Regions from separate parts of the Mus musculus genome. Here region 2 is linked to region 1. Evidence: chromatin loops called from intact Hi-C (ENCODE). Cell type or tissue: left cerebral cortex. All regions are shown on one strand.

Region 1 (8,000 bases):
CTCATAGAATTGGGAGTGCTTCTACTTCAAGACCCAGCTATATCACTCCTGGGTTTATACCCAGAGGTCACTCCATTCTACCCAACCCACTTACTCAAATATGTTCATTGTAGCTTTATTCATAACAACTAGAAACTGGAAACAACCTAGATGTTTCTTAACCAAAGAACTTAAATAAAGAAAATGAAGCATATTTATACATCGTGTGTTACTCAGATTAAAAAAAATGACATCCTTGGCCCAGAAAGATAAACATGATATATCATCACTTATAAGTGGATATTAGCTGTCAAAGAAGACCACACTACAATCTATAGACCGAGAGAGACTAAGTATTAACAAGGAGGGCTCTAAACAAGACACACAGATCTTTCTGGGAAGGGGAGATAGATTTTTCAAGTGTCCTGTCAGTGGGTGGGTGGGGATGGGAAGGAATCAGATCAAGAAGGGAGGGGCAGAGGGGAAAGAGTCCTGGGAGAAGATTGACTGGAATAAGGGGGCATTTAGGAGGCTGTGTGGAAATCTATTGCAGCAGAAACTCTCTGGAATCTAAGAGTATTACAATAGTGAGGACTCCTAGTAATAGAGGATACAGAGCCTGAACTGGCCATCTTTGGTAACCTGGGAGGGCTCCCAGTTGTGGGACCAACACCAACCCAACCACAAAACCTCCAACCCACACGTGTCCTACCAGCAAGATGTGCTGAGGCAATGGTGGCTCAGAGATTGTGGGAATGGTCAAACAATCATTGGTCTAATTTGAGGGCCAAGCCATGAGAAGGAGCCCATGACTGACACTGCCTGGATGGTCAGAAATGGAAGCTGAATGGCTCAGAGACCTAGGAAAAGACTATGAGGATTGCTGTCTATATGCAGGTGAGGGCAGGTACAAGATAAGGTGAAAGCCTGTGATTGGGCAGTGGAAAAGGAAGGTGGGCTGAGAATTTTAGAGATGAGTACAGAGAGTAGAGGGAGAGAAGGAGGAAAGGAGAGGAAGAGACAAGATGGAACCTATAGGAGAGGAAGAGGAGCCAGAACCACAGTTTTGGGAGCCGTAAGTATTGGGGATTTCTTAAATAGATGATTAAATTATAAGTAGGGTGTGCTTGCCCTATCTAGGAGTGTAGCCTGTGTTTATATCAATTGAGTTTTGAGTTCATTGTGCAGGTATTTTGTGGGTTGAGAATTTGCTAATACAAATCTGACTGAGATGGGCAACCATGGAAACCCCTGAGGAGATAGAAGTAGAGAGTCATTGCATGGGGTTAACCATGAAGGCAGCAAGGTTGCGGGGAGAGTGAGTAGCTGGTGATAGGGCCGGATGGTGCCTTTTTTTTTTTTTTTAAATTTATTTTTATTAGGTACTTTCTTCATTTATATTTCCAATGCTATCCCAAAAGTCCCCTACACGCTCCCCCACCCACTCCCCCACCCTCCCACTCCCACTTCTTGGCCCTGGCGTTCCCCTGTACTGGGCATATAAAGTTTGCATGACCAATGGGCCTCTCTTTCCACTGATGACCGACTAGGCCATCTTCTGCTACATATGGAGCTAGAGACATGAGCTCTGGAGGTACTGGTTAGTTCATATTGTTGTTCCACCTATGGGGTTGCAGACCCCTTTAGCTCCTTGGGTACTTTCTCTAGCTTCTCCACTGGGGGCCCTGTGATCCATCCAATAGCTGACTGACTATGAGCATCCACTTCTGTGTTTGCTAGGCCCCAGCCTAGTCTCACAAGAGACAGCTATATCTGGGTCCTTTCAGCAAAATCTTGCTGGTATATGCAATGGTGTCAGCGTTTGGAGGCTGATTATGGGATGGATCCCTGGATATGGCAGTCTCTAGATGGTCCATCCTTTCGTTTCAGCTCCAAACTTTGTCTCTGTAACTCCTTCCATGGGTGTTTTATTCCCAATTCTAAGAAGGGGCAAAGTGTCCACACTTTGGTCTTCGTTCTTCTTGAGTTTCATGTGTTTTGCAAATTGTATCTTGTATCTTGGGTATTCTAAGCACTGGGCTAATATCCACTTATCAGTGAGTACATATTGTGCGAGTTCTTTTGTGATTGGGTTACCTCACTCAGGATGATGCCCTCCAGGTAGATGGTACCTTTTCAAAAGATTTCCTGCAACGAGACAAACACGACTGACGAATCCCTCCTCCCCGAAAAAAAAAAAAAAGTTTAATAAAATGATTCCCAAACTCATATGTTACCGCCTAGCCCAATTGACATCAGAGAGGCTTCCTCTGGCAGTTAATGTGAATGGATGCAGAGACCCACAACCAAAGGCAGAGCTTGGGGAACCCTAGGGAATAGGGGAAGAAGGATTGTAGGAGCCTGGGGTGAAGGACACCTGGGAAACATGGACCACAGAATCATCTAAGTAGGCCTCATAGGAGCTCACAGAGACTGAAGCAACAATCACAGCCTGCAGGGTCTGTACTAGGTTCTCTGCATACATGCTGTGGTTGTTTGTGGGATTTGAGGGAAAGGGAAACTAGAGAGAAACTGGGCTGAGCGTAGGGAGGGAATGCTGCAGTTGTGAACGTGTTGTATGAGAGAAGAATAAAAAATATAAAAATGAATAATTGTGTGATTTTGAACTGGGGGATATTAAAAATAATAAAAAAAGATTATGAACTCTAAAGGGTAGGGGGGACGGAGGATTTCCAAGTGGAGAGGGATGGATGGGCTGGTATGATATAGGAACAATGCTCATTATGACATTAACAAACTAAAATGGTAGAAGCAGCAGGAGACAAATTGTAGTTTTCAGAAGAAGTGTGGAGGAGGTGGGCTTTGCTTAGCTTACAGTAACAGTGAATGTTGTAAAACTAACCTGGCCTTTGAGCTCCTTGAATGAAATTCTGTGGGAAAGGTAGTGTCTCCAAGGGTTCTCCTGAAAGAGAGACATCTTTCATTTGCCACTGTATGAGTCCATGATCTATGCATATTTGGGCATTCATATGATTAAAATCACATACCACTCCACATGCACACTCCTGTACACATGGGCTTGTATGCATACAGACCCCTTTCTAGTTAGAAGACATATATGGTAAGAATAAAATAAATGGTATGATAAATTACCAGTGCCATGGCACTATAAAACTATATATTCTATACTTTAATTCTATTGGTAATAGGATAGGTTTACTTATGCCAGAACCATCTCTAACATGAGATACGCTGTGCACTGCTATGCTAAAATGTCTCTGACATCATATGATGGGACTTTTCAGTTTTATCATCTCTTATGGACAGAGAGCAGACAAATGCTCTCTGTTGTCAAGGGACAGTGTGGAAGACTGCCATGTGCAGAGAGGTAGCAGAGCCTTCACACCAATGCAAGATGGAAGGATGTATTTAAAGGGCAATGGAAAAGTATCACAGGGGGTTAAGCAAGGGATGTGTCTAAAATATATCATTTTGGCTACTGTCCAGAAAAATGCAAGCTACTCGGAGACAGCAGGATCGTCAGGGTTAGGCCTGTGAGTACTGGAAGAGGTGGAGATGATCTGCTTTAGAGATAGCAGGTGAAAAAAATGGAAGAGTCCCATTGTAATTTTTACCTTCGAAACGGCCAGCACCAGGAGCAAAGCTGTGAATGAAGCCGACTTAAAAGACTATTTCATAAGCCTCTTGACTTAGCTCTTAGGAAATACTAATCTAAAGCAGCCCATCCCCCCACCCCTTCCTTTTGCATGAATTTGGGAAGAGCGAAGGCAATTAGCAGTACCTGTGGGAACGTTCAGTGGGAACAATCGTTCCCCCGCCGGGTTTAACTTCAAGCAAGCACGAAGCATTTTCACCCGTACCACGTCTGGATCCTAAAACCCGCAATTATCCCTCTGCTCCGATAACCTGGGGCCAAATTCCTTCGGAATAACCCACCTCCTAAAAAACCAAAAACAACAACAAACAAACAACAACAACAAAACCAGGTTGCATATCCGCGTCCAAACGGGGGCGTTCCGGGTTCCTTCCCGCCTCCGGGGTGCCCAGGCCCGGCTCGCGCAGCTCGCATTTCCCGCACGGCGGCTGCACGCGACCCGAGCCACCTCGTGTGTGCAGCGTCTGTCCCCCGCCGCCAGGACGCCGGGGCACAATGGTGGCGATGAGTAATGTAAGTCAATACCCGCTAAAGTTCTCAAAGGCACTTCAATCCCTCCTCCACCGCAGGTGCCATCCCACCCGGAAGCGGCAACGAAGACACCGTAGTTTCCTCCATTCGGTCTCTTCCCCTGAACTTTGTTTTTGCTTGTTTCTAGAGCGGCGCTCATCCGCGGGATCGGCCACCCGAAGCCCCTCCGTCCAGCCGCAGCGCTCGCTCCCGCGGCCCGGGATGAGGACAGCCAAGGGCCTCGGGTCCCCCGCTCCCGCCGCAGCGACTCCAGACGCTCTGGCCCACGCCATCTCTATGGTCTGGCGCGGCCGCGGACCTCGCGCGGCCTGGTCGCCAGGGGGCGCGCTGGCTGGCGCCGCCGACTCCGAGTGCGCGGCTCGACCGCGTCCGCCATATTGGATGCCGCAGCCGCCGCGGTCAGCGCTTCCTCCTGTGTCTTCGCTGCGCGCTGCAGGTTCCCGCGGCCTAGGCGGCAGGGAGGTGACACAGGAGCCCGTGGGAGGAAGAGGAAGGAGGAGAAGGGGGTGGAGAGTGGAGGGGGCCGAAGCTTGAGTGTGGAGGCCGCTTCCGAGCGAGGCGGAGAAGCAGAGAAGGCGCCGCGCCAGCCCCTCCCCCGCCGCCGACCCGCCCCGGCGGCCTCCGTCCTGCTCACTGCGCCCGCCCCGCGGCCATGCTGGGGCCTCGCCGGCGCTGAGGAGCGTCGCCTGCTCGCAGTGCTCCGCGGCCTCCTGGGCCCGTCGCCCGCCTTTCCGCACGCATCGCACCCGGCCGCCGCCTCTTCCTCCGTCGGGCCCCGGGCCTCTGCGCAGACAACATGGAGGCCGTGAAGACCTTCAACAGCGAGGTTCGTACCGCAACCCGGCCTCCCCGCCAGGCTCGGCCCGGCCCGGCCCGGGGCTCGCGAGCCGAGCAAGGGCGCGGGCCGCAAGCAGCCTCCCCCGGGTGGGGCGACGGCGGCCGGGCGGCCGTGGGGGAGGGGAACGGCCCGCGCCCCTCCCGGGGCCGGGCAGGGCTGAGGGAAGGCAGGGGGAGGGCCGGTCCCCAAGGCGGCCGCGCCACGCTCCCGGGTGGGTTCCACCGAGGACTATCACCTCCCACCCCCCACCTCGCGCACGGCCCGTGGCCTGGCAGGGTCTGAACTGTTTGCAGGACATCACTCTGCAGGCCCTCCCCGGTGGTGACTGAGGAAGCTGACACACGGATGCGAGGCCCTGGAGAGGACCCACGGTGTGGTGATCCATGGTCACGTTACACGTAGTGTTTATTATTGAGGTTCTGTTGACTAGGTGACTTGGCAGCCAGGGACTTCGCTAATTGGATGGTTGGTAGCAGGCAAATTTATTCTGCGATCTCCCCCCCCTCCTTTTTTTTTTTTCTTTTTTAATTTCTGCTTGCCCTTCTGATCATCAGTTAGGGAGGAAAAGACACAAGTGCTCGGGAGAGTGTGTGCACTCAGAGGGGGTTAGAAGCTTGGAGAATCATTTGCCAGGGCCTCATTCACATGTCAGGCCAAGCAGATTTTTAATTTTCTTTTTTTAATGCAGGTGTCCAATTTTTACTCTTTGCTGGGTTTACTGATCTGATTGGAAGGCAGGCTTCGACAAAATAAATTCGATTTCTTCTTAAGGAATAATAGCAATTCGGACATTAAATGTAGCAAATTCCGGCTCAGCTCAGCATTATCTACTTGTACCTTTTAGAAACATAATTAAATGTATGCTAATTAGCATAGTTTTCAGAACTTTTGATTTGGGGATGTTAATGCTCAGTAATATGACATTTAATGTCTTAAGTACATGAGTTTTTAAAATAGCATCTGTGGCTGCCCAAATGGGACAGTGCTCTTAAATGCCTTTCTGCAATTTCATCGTAATTTTTGTTTGTTTGTTTATTTATGGTAGGTAGCCTTGGGAAAGGCTGCAAAAAGGGTTGTTGAAAGTTAGATCAAGTTCTTGAATATGCGTCTTACTTTAAGTAGTGGTGACCTTCCTGATACTGAGAGCAATACATTTGGAAATCTTGTGAATTTATAACTGATAATATGGGCAGTTATCCTCTTATGAAACTTAATTCTCTCTCCCAATGATATATATTTAGAATATGGAATAAAAGGAATTTAGTGATACTGTAAATAACTTTTTTTTTGGTTTTTTGACACAGGGTTTCTCTGTGTAGCCCTGGCTATCTTCGAACTCACTTTGTAGACCAGGCTGGTCTCGAACTCAGAAATCCGCCTGCCTCTGCCTCCCGAGTGCTGGGATTAAAGGCGTGCGCCACCACTGCCTGGTTCCTGTAAATAAGTTTTTAGTATGTTGTTAACTATATAAGAAAACAGCCAAGTTGCTTTTTAATTTGCTGCATACAGCACTAATAATGAAGTTCTTTAGTTACAAAAAAAAGGTCCCTTCTTATGTGGGCTTGGTGGTGAATGCCTTTGATGATGCTAGTACTCTGAGAGGCAGAGGAAGATGGGTCTCTCGGAGTTCACGGCCATATGTACATGTATATGAGTGTACATATAGAGTTCCAGGACAGCTAGGACTGTAATTTCTCTCTTAAAATAGCAACAACAGCAAAACCTCACTTATTTCCAAATTACCGAATTTAACCCTCTTCCACTGTTGTACTGGCTAGTTTTGTGTCACCTTGACATAGGCTGGAGTGACACAGAGAAAGGAGATTCAGTTGGGAAAGTGCCTCCATGAGATCCAGCTGTAAGGCATTTTCTCAATTAGTGATCAAGGGTTTCAGGCCCCTTGTGGGTGGTGCCATCTCTGGCTGGTAGTCTTGGGTTCTATAAGAGAGCAGGCTGAGCAAGCCAGGGGAAGCAAGCCAGTAAAGAACATCCCTCCATGGCCTCTGCATCAGCTCCTGCTTCCTGACCTGCTTGAGTTCCAGTCCTGACTTCCTTGGTGATGAACAGCAGTGTGGAAGTGTAAGCTGAATAAACCCTTTCCTCCCCAACTTGCTTCTTGGTCATGATGTTTGTGCAGGAATAGAAACCCTGACTAAAGCCAGGCGGTGGTGGCACACGCCTTTAGTCCTAGCACTCCGGACAGAGGCAGGCAGATTTCTGAGTTCAAGGCCAGCCTGGTCTACAACGTGAGTTCCAGGACAGCCAGGGCTATACAGAGAAACCTTGTCTTGAAAAGACCAAAAAGAAAAAAAAGAAACCCTGACTAAGATAACTGTGCTTAGTTTTCTTCTTTGTTTAGGAGATTCCTAATGTGTCTGTCCTCCTTTCCCTAAGAGGCTTTATCAGAGCTCCCACCATGATAGGTATAAACAAGTATTAGTGCTCTGAGAGCACACTAGAGCAGTGTGGAGAAGGAGCTGTGAGTGTGGGCTGTATTGGAAGGAGAAGGGCTGGTGGGCACACGGCTGGTGGGCTGTGCTGCCTCCTGGAGCTCTTGGCTGTGTTGCACTGTTTCTCTCTCTTCCTTTTTTCCCCTAAGGATTTCAGACTACTTAAGTGTTTTCCTTTCTATCTTGATAATGTTGTTATCAGTTTGAAGTGGGGTTAGCCTAAAAGTAGAGGATAGACTCAAGGTCAAGGAGACGTACCCTCAGACTGGAAGTTGGAAGTAGGCAAGGGTCCACTTCAGAGATAAATGTCCCTCTCAGTCCTCTTTATTTGGGAGAAGTCCTCACTTAGATTGCCTAGGCTGGTAACACGGGAGCTAACTCTGTAGTCCAGACAGGAGTTGTATTTGTTATGTGATACTCCTGCCTCAGCCTCTCTGGTAGCAGGATTATATAGGCTTGCACCAGGCTTGGTCCCTGTATACTTTTGTTTAAGAACAAAATGCATAGCCTTGTTAATTTAGAAGAGAAAGCCTGATTGACCGTTCTGCATACATGGCTGCTGTGG
Region 2 (8,000 bases), 86 kb after region 1:
CTGCTCTTGGGTGTTGTCAGCATAAGATTACATAAAGTGTTTATTTAGAGGAAGGTAAGAGGTGAAAGCTCGTGCCAAGCACTGTACCAGAGTATCGTCTACCTAGAAATGGTATGCAAAAGCATTCAGCAATTTTTTTTAATGGCCCCACTCTTTGATATCTTAATTGTGGAGAATCACACACAAATAAACCTGACATGTTTGTTCCGAGTATTTTAGTCTGCAGCTGCACTGGGGTTTTAATCTGTGTTTCCCTCTGAACCATCTGAGGTGTGGTGGTCATGCTGTACCTGGTAAAGCCTGGGTCTTTGAGTAGGGAGTTAAAGTTCACTAGCAGGATTATAGCACTAATAATTTCTTTCCTTTTCACAATACAGAAACTGTTACTTTAGATGGTTTGTTCTCTTTCTATTTTAGTGATTCCAAGTGATATTCCAAGTAGTGCTGCAATGTTAGCACAGCCGCCTGGGGCCTCAAGCACCTCTGGGATCCTGTGCGTGCAGAGACCAAATGTATCAAGTAATTCTGAAATTCTGGGGGTTCGTCCAGCTAATGTTTCCAACAGTGCTGCAATTATGGGAGCCCAGCCACCAAATATTCTAAATAACTCTGGAATTTTGGCCATACAGCCACCAAATGTGTCCAGTGGCTCTGGACTTCTTGGGGTACTGCCTCCAAACTTGCCTAACAACTCTGGACTTGTAGGACTACAGCCACCAAATGTTACAAGTCCTGCTGGACTTTTGGGAACACAGCCACCAATTGGACCTCAAAACTTACCACCTTTAGCCATCCCTGCTCAAAGGATGCCCGCGTTGCCAATGTTAGACATTCGCCCAGGACTGATAGCACAGGCTCCCGGGCCACGATTCCCTTTACTACAGCCTGGAATTCCACCACAACGCGGTATCCCTCCCCCATCGGTACTTGATGCAGCTCTTCATCCTCCACCCCGCGGACCTTTTCCTCCAGGAGATCTTTTCAGTCAGCCAGAAAGACCTTTTCTGGCCCCTGGAAGACCAAGTATAGACAATGTTCCCAACCCAGATAAAAGAATACCACTTGGGAATGACAATATTCAGCAGGAAGGGGATAGAGATTACCGCTTTCCTCCTATAGAAACCAGGGAGGGCATTACCAGACCTCCTCAGGTGGATGTTAGGGATGTGGTTGGGCGACGTCTAGATCCCAGAGAAGGCCCTGGAAGGCCTCCATTAGATGCTAGGGATCATTTTGGAAGACCTCCTGTGGACATGAGGGAGAATCTTGTGAGGCCAAGTCTAGACCACCTTGGTCGAAGAGACCACTTTGGCTTTCCCCCAGAGAAGCCTTGGGGGCCTAGAGATTTTGATGAGAGAGAGCATCGAGTTCTGCCTGTCTTTGGTGGTCCAAAAGGCTTACATGAAGAAAGAGGTAGATTTCGGGCTGGAAATTACCGATTTGATCCTAGAAGTGGTCCTTGGAACAGAGGATTTGGTCAAGAAGTTCACAGAGATTTTGATGACCGCAGAAGACCCTGGGAGAGGCAGAGGGATAGGGATGACAGAGATTTTGATTTCTGCAGAGAAATTAATGGAAATCGTCTTGGACGAGATAGAATTCAAAACACTTGGGTTCCCCCTCCTCATGCTCGGGTTTTTGATTATTTCGAAGGGGCCACTTCTCAACGGAAAGGTGATAATGTGCCTCAAGTTAATGGTGAAAATACAGAGAGACATGCTCAGCCACCGCCTTTACCAGTACAGAAGGACCCTGAACTCTATGAGAAACTGGCGTCTTCAGGTGACGTAGACAAGGAGGAGAGCGGCACAGTTGCTGGTGTAGAGAGTGAAGCGGTGGTAGAAAGCACAGAGACTGAGGGGACATAACATCACTCAGTAGGTAAAAGAAACCTTTTGTACAGTTGTCATCTCTGTAAGAGGTTAATGGCTGACTGCACCACACTTGTTCATGTTTATCTACCAGAACTAAGTTAATCTGATGTTCATGTTCACCTTTCTCTTAAAATAATTGTACAACTGACTTGTATAGACATTGTTCTTAATATGAACATGGTAGGTAAACACTTTTTTTTTCTGATAACGTATAAATGTTGCCCCAGATTCTTTTAACGTCAAGGAGATGCTAACGGCTTGTCGGAGACTTCCTATGGAAGAGAAGGTTTTAGACGCTGTCATTGGGTTGGGTATGGCAATGACATATTTCAGAACAGCAAGGTGTGGCCCATTTCCTCCATAACTCTAGGCTGCTGCAGGATTTTAAGGAGACAGACAAAGCTATGACATTTTATGCAAGGACTGGCTCTAGATTCTTGAGGAGCATAATACAGAGATTTTAAAAAGTGATTTTGTAAAAATCTCCACGATGGTCTCTGTTACTCCAAAGTAAGTGTGTGTGATTTGTTCCTCATACTGCAATAAGTAAAAAGAAAAAAGCAAACAACATAAACATTCAAAGACGTTTCAATGTTGGGTGAATTTTGTTTTTAGATGCCAATAAAACTTACTTGTTTGATAACAGTGTTCTAGGAATTGTATTTTTTTAACCTACAAATTCTTAAAACTGAACTGTTAGTAGTATGTACTTAGCTGTTGAAGTTTCTCATTACCCTTTAACAACAATGAATAGTTGTGTGCTGAGAAAAGCCTGTATTTGATATAAAAACCATGCAGTCTGAACAATATGTATGTAGTATCTATGTATACTTATTGTATAAGCCATGTAGTTTTTCCTTCTCTGCATGTCTGTCTCTGCTCATACAGAGAAAAAGAATGTCTTTAAAAGTTTAATATTCTTTAAAGCTTGATAGAAAATTGGGAACACTGGGTAAATTAACATTCCTCATGTTTATAGCATTTTTTTAATCTTGATAAGTGTGAAGTAAGAAATTAGAAGTATATTGCCTGAGAGACAGTTTTTTGGTGCTTTAATATGGCTAAACACAGAGCCAGATGTGGCACCTAGTCAGATTTCACATTAAGTGATGACAATTTCTCACACTATCTGCTGTTCTTGTAGATGAGACTGTCATTAAGGAGCTTAGTTCACGTGCATGCCATCAGTTTCTTAATTGCATAGAATGTATATTGGCATTGATGGCATAAGTCAGGAATAAAGCTTCCATCATGTGTTTTGTAGTCTCTGAGTAACACTGTTTAGACAAGGCTCTAAGGTAAAGGAGGAGAAATGTTTGGGGTTGGCTTCCTATTTGCTTTTGCTCTTAAGTTTCATTTCTTTGCTGGTTTTGTTTTTTTTTTTTTGCATTTTCCACATTCTGCATATACATGATAAAAGGCCATCAGTAGTTTCTAGTTTCCAGTGGAGGTTTCCCATGATTCTGTGAGCACTCAGTTCCTTTCTTTTGCGTTTTCAGCCGTGCATCCTTTGCTCTGTCTAGAATCTCTAAGCTGTGACAGAGTACACGAGGCATTTAAAGTAAGACTTGTTTGTGTGCTCCTCTGGTGATGCTCTAGACAGCTATGAGATTTGTAGCCAAAAGAAAGAGTCTTTTCTCACACAGCCTGAACCTGTGAATTCAGACAGTAGGGCATAATCTATTTGGTTGATTGGGTAAGGCAGGTAAGAGAAGAAGTGCTTGAATATTTACTTCCAAAGCAACTCAGTTAATAGTTTGATTTGATGCTAGGTCTTTCCCTTAGGATAAAAAGTCAAAATTGCAACCTTGGGGCAGAGTAAATATTCAGGGAAGACTGGCTTTGGCCTTTAGGAAATGGTAGTGAATACAGTTCCTCACAAGTACTTTAGTTCCATTTTTCTCTGATCAGAATTTATGGACATTTAGTCAAGTTAAGTAGCAATATAAACAAGCTTACTTGTTAGTGGTCTGTTTTTAATTCTAAGCTTTTGGCCTTCCGTGGGTACTTGAGAAGGGTTGCACTTGCACTAGTTTGAAGGTTCTAGAAAGTGCAAGTTAGCCCAGCATTGGCAGAACCGTGTCACCTTGTGCATGTTTGGGGACACTTTTCCTTTCAGACAAAAGCGATTACTCTTTGCTTGCCCCCCTTGTCCTTGTTTGTCATTATAACAGTAAGGAAGGACTTGCTCACCCTCAGTCATAACCATTCCAGATGAGTCTGGCTTAGGATCTGCCGCAGTCCGTAGGCCTGCTGCCAATTGGAAACACATGTGAGGAGCGGCCCAGCCACTGAGTGCACTGCTTTGTGGTTTTTTGGGCAGTACTGTATGGTACACTGAATCACACCGTGGGGATCATCAAGCCCTGGGCCAGTTTTATGCTGGGCGTTCTCCCACTGAGCTACACCCAACAGCCCTACGTGGTTTCAGTGTGTGCCACGGCAGAGTGATGCCACACTCTGCAGTGTAGCAGACTGAACTGCTTAACTGTACAAATTTCATGAAGCATGGTCTCTGTTCTTAGCATTAGTGTATGTACTGCAGTTGGTAATTTCTCCCATGTCTGGAAACATGCAACAAAGCCATATTGATAAGCAGCGCTCATTTAATGTTGCTGTATAGGAGGAGGTACTAATCAGAAGTGAATGGAAGGTCCAAGTAGTGTAAGTGGCCCATTCAGAGCACAAGGTAATTTCACTAACACTTTATTCTTATCAGAGTACTTCCTCTCATCTGGGAATTTTGCTGCTTTATTAAATTTATCTTCACTCCTATGAAAAATTATACTTTGATAGAGACTGGGAGCATTATTGTTAAAGTTACTTTAAAAAATACTTTTTAATTAATTTTTCAATATATTGCTCACTGCCCCCCTCTCGGTCATTCCCTCCCATAATCCTTACCCCTTCCCTACTCCCCTTCTCCTCTGAATTGGTGGAACACTACCCCACCCCACCCCAGCCTCCCCCACCCTGGCACTTCAAGTTGCTGCAAGACTAAGCGCTTTCTCTTCCCACTGAGCCAGACAAGGCAGCCCAGCTAGAAGAACATATCCCAGGAACAGACACCAGCTTTTGGGATAGCCCCTGATCCAGTGGTTCAAGGGCCCACATGACGATCACCTAGTACATATGCACAGAGAGGCCTAGGTCCAGTCTGTTTAGGTTCTTTGACTGGTGGTTTATTCTCTGATAACCCCCAAGGGTTCAGGTTAGTTGACTCGGTTGGTCTTCCTGTGGAGTTCTATCTCCTTAGGGGCCTGCAATCCTTCCTCCTCTTCTTCCATGAGTCCCCAAGCTCCATCCACTCTTTGGCTGTGGGTGTCTGCATCTGTCTAGGTAGAGCCTCTCAGAGAATTACGTGCCCTGTCTACAATCATAACAGAGTATCATTAATAGTGCCAGGGATTGGTGCTTGTCCATGGGATGGGTCTCTAGTTGAGTTCGTTATTGGTTGGCTATTCCCTCAGTCTCTGCTTCATCCCTTGTGCCTGCATTTGTTGTAGACAGGATATATTTGGGGTTGAAAGTTTTGTGGGTGGGTTGGTGTTTCTATCACTCCCCTGGGGTTCTTGCCTGGCCACAGGAGGCAGCCTCTTCAGGCTTCATGTCCCCAGTGCTGTGAGTCACTGCCAAGGACACCCCATTGATTCTTGGGCACCTCCTCTATCCCAGGTCTCTGTGTCCTCCTGGAACAACCCCCCCCCCCCATCAGTTGCAGATTTCCATTAATTCTCATGGCCATTCAGCAATCCCCCTACCTCTCCCCACACCTGATTCTGAACCCCACCAACACTCCCCTCCCAATCTCCTCTTCCACCCAGTTCCCTCCCTCCATCTTCCTCTTAAGACTATTTTATTCCCCCTTCCAAGTGAGACTTGAGCATCCTTGCTTGTGCCCTCCTTTCTCTCCAGCCTCCTTGGATCTGTGGAGCGTAGCATGGGTATCCTGTATTTTATGGCTAATATCCACTTATAAGTGGAATACATATATATGGTGCATGCCCTTTTGTGACTGGATTACCCCACACAGGATGATATTCTCAAGATCCATCTATCTCATCGAGTCTTTGTTTTTCATAAATAGTATTCCATTGTATATATGTACTAAAAAAAACTTAAAAATAGTGAATCTCATTGGATAAAATGCTGTTAATTGCAAGCAATACTACTCAGAAATGGGAAATGTTTCCAGTAAAATATACAATGACTGTAAAATAATTCCTAACTCAGAACAGAATCAAAGAAAAAGGGAACATACAAAGTAGACAGTCGACAGATTAGTGAACATGTGTGAATTACTATAGTGAGCGAATTGAATGCATTTCTTGCCCATCTATTCTAGCACCCGTCCACTCTGAGCACGTGATTTCAAGGATATTATATTTTCCTCACTGTGTTCAGATGGGTATGCGTGATCTTTGAACCAAGACATTTTATATTCAATTAAAATATTTTTGCTGTACCCTATGTGCCTTTATATTAATAGTAAGACATTATTTAGTAGGTGCTGTGTTAGTAAACTATTTCAGCACCTTTTAGATTTCTCCCTTTGTACACAAGTATTGTGCTTACATACTGCATAAAGATGAGAGCATGTATCATTTTTAAGGCAGGCAGATAAAGCACTGAATTATTTAATCACAGATGCTGCAGTGTGACATAGGATTATGTTCTTCCCAAGTGTTCTTGCTGTGGCTTTTGTATAAAATGCAGCATCTTTTAAACTGTGTGAGCTGTGGGCACTACAAGTGTGAAGGTCACGTCTAAAGGAAAACAATCATTTAATGAAAGATTAGCAATGATACTCTGATCCAGCACAGCTTACTTACAGGAAGGATCAATTTAATGTCAGTACACACACAAAGTGATTTGAGTGTGCTGCTCCCTGTGGTCCCCACTTTCTCGGAGCTGTTAGCAGTCATTGTGTGGCTCCGACTTGTAAGAGGCTTCATGACACACCCATAGGTACGTGTGCATGAGTTACCGTAGACACACCTTCCACTGTTTAATCCTACCTACTTTCAAATCTATATTGAATATGTTTCTTCCCCTTCTAGTTGTTAGGTCAGGGTCTCACGCTGATAGTTAAGGCTGGGCTTGAACTCATGACAATCCCCCACCCCCACCCCCGCCCTGTTCTTATATAAGTGTTCACTAGCCACTATACCTGGTTTACACACAGCACTCTCGAAATTGTTTTCTACTATTCTGATCTTTAGACTGTTTCCAGCATTTAATACCTTAACTAGTGGAATGCCGTGGAACACAGGCCACTCAGGATTCTGAAAGAAGTAAGCTCCTAAGTCCAACCAGAGTCACATAAAATATTCTAGTTTCATAGAATTACCTATAGTGGTATAGAAAGCAATACATTTTGCCAGTTGATGCTGGAGGGTGACTAAAATGTAGAGTAGTCATCATAGTTTAAGTTCATACTTTAAAAGTGAACTATTGCACCAAGAAAGACCTGGAAACAGAACCATGAAATGACTATAGGAAACATTTTCTTTACTTACACAGGCTTTATAGACTAGTTCAAGTTTTTACTTTATCTTGACAGATTATAATTGTTAAATTGGTCAGAAACTGGCCTCAATGCCATTAATAGGACTACATAGATGGTCTGTACATGAGGAACTAACACAAGTCAGTGGTTTCTCTAGGCTCCTTGCTTAGACTAAGCTCCCCTTACCCTTCTTTGTTCTAAAAATTATCAACGATTGAGAACAAAGACCTGGAGGCTCCTTTCCTTCCCTCCCTCTCTCCTTCTCAGACATTCTCTCTTTGCTTTTATATCGAAGGGGGAAGAAGGTGTAATTGTATAAAATGTTAGATGCTTTAGGCTGTAAACTGAGACTACAGTTGCTCATGGCCAGATGTGTGGTTTAATGGCTATGCACATTGTCCCTTGAGGCAGTCTATAGGGACTTCCCCCCCAGGTACTGGAATCCACAAAGGTTCAGTTCAGTCTTCATTCCTTCTGTGTACATTAGGTCATCTCGAGGTTACTTTTAATGCCAAGACCGATGTGATAACAGTGCTGTTAGGTACTGCACCCTGTTGTTAAGGGAATAGGGTCTGTCTGTTCAGTAGGAGCCTTGCTTTCCTCCCCACTCCCCAAAT

Evidence for each region. Peaks named below come from ENCODE experiments on the same cell type or tissue, not always from the same donor. Only the 100,000 strongest peaks of a DNase experiment are listed, where the experiment ranks them.
Region 2: a loop joins it to region 1, with 2.2 times the contacts of the local background. A loop is called at or near these places in 3 of 42 quality-filtered maps.

Annotation. Positions count from the first base shown.
Region 1 is chr17:3,110,446-3,118,445 of GRCm38, forward strand. It overlaps Scaf8 (SR-related CTD-associated factor 8), which reads left to right and starts at 4,527. Exons shown (of 20, transcript NM_134123.3): 1 at 4,527-4,973. The coding sequence starts at 4,944. A230045G11Rik (a long non-coding RNA gene) reads right to left here and starts at 4,839. Exons shown (of 6, transcript XR_003952289.1): 1 at 4,142-4,839; 2 at 3,743-3,900; 3 at 2,843-2,902; 4 at 2,077-2,127. In left cerebral cortex, a CTCF peak has its summit at 4,459 (motif pointing right); DNase peaks (open chromatin) are centred at 3,465, 4,460, 4,728 and 5,284; H3K4me3 peaks cover 3,123 bases; H3K27ac peaks cover 2,270 bases.
Region 2 is chr17:3,196,343-3,204,342 of GRCm38, forward strand. It overlaps Scaf8 (SR-related CTD-associated factor 8), which reads left to right. Exons shown (of 20, transcript NM_134123.3): 20 at 418-2,517. The coding sequence ends at 1,868. Among named protein-coding and RNA genes, the nearest start is that of Gm34035, 83 kb to the right of the region's middle. In left cerebral cortex, no CTCF peak of the experiment used is centred here; a DNase peak (open chromatin) is centred at 4,087.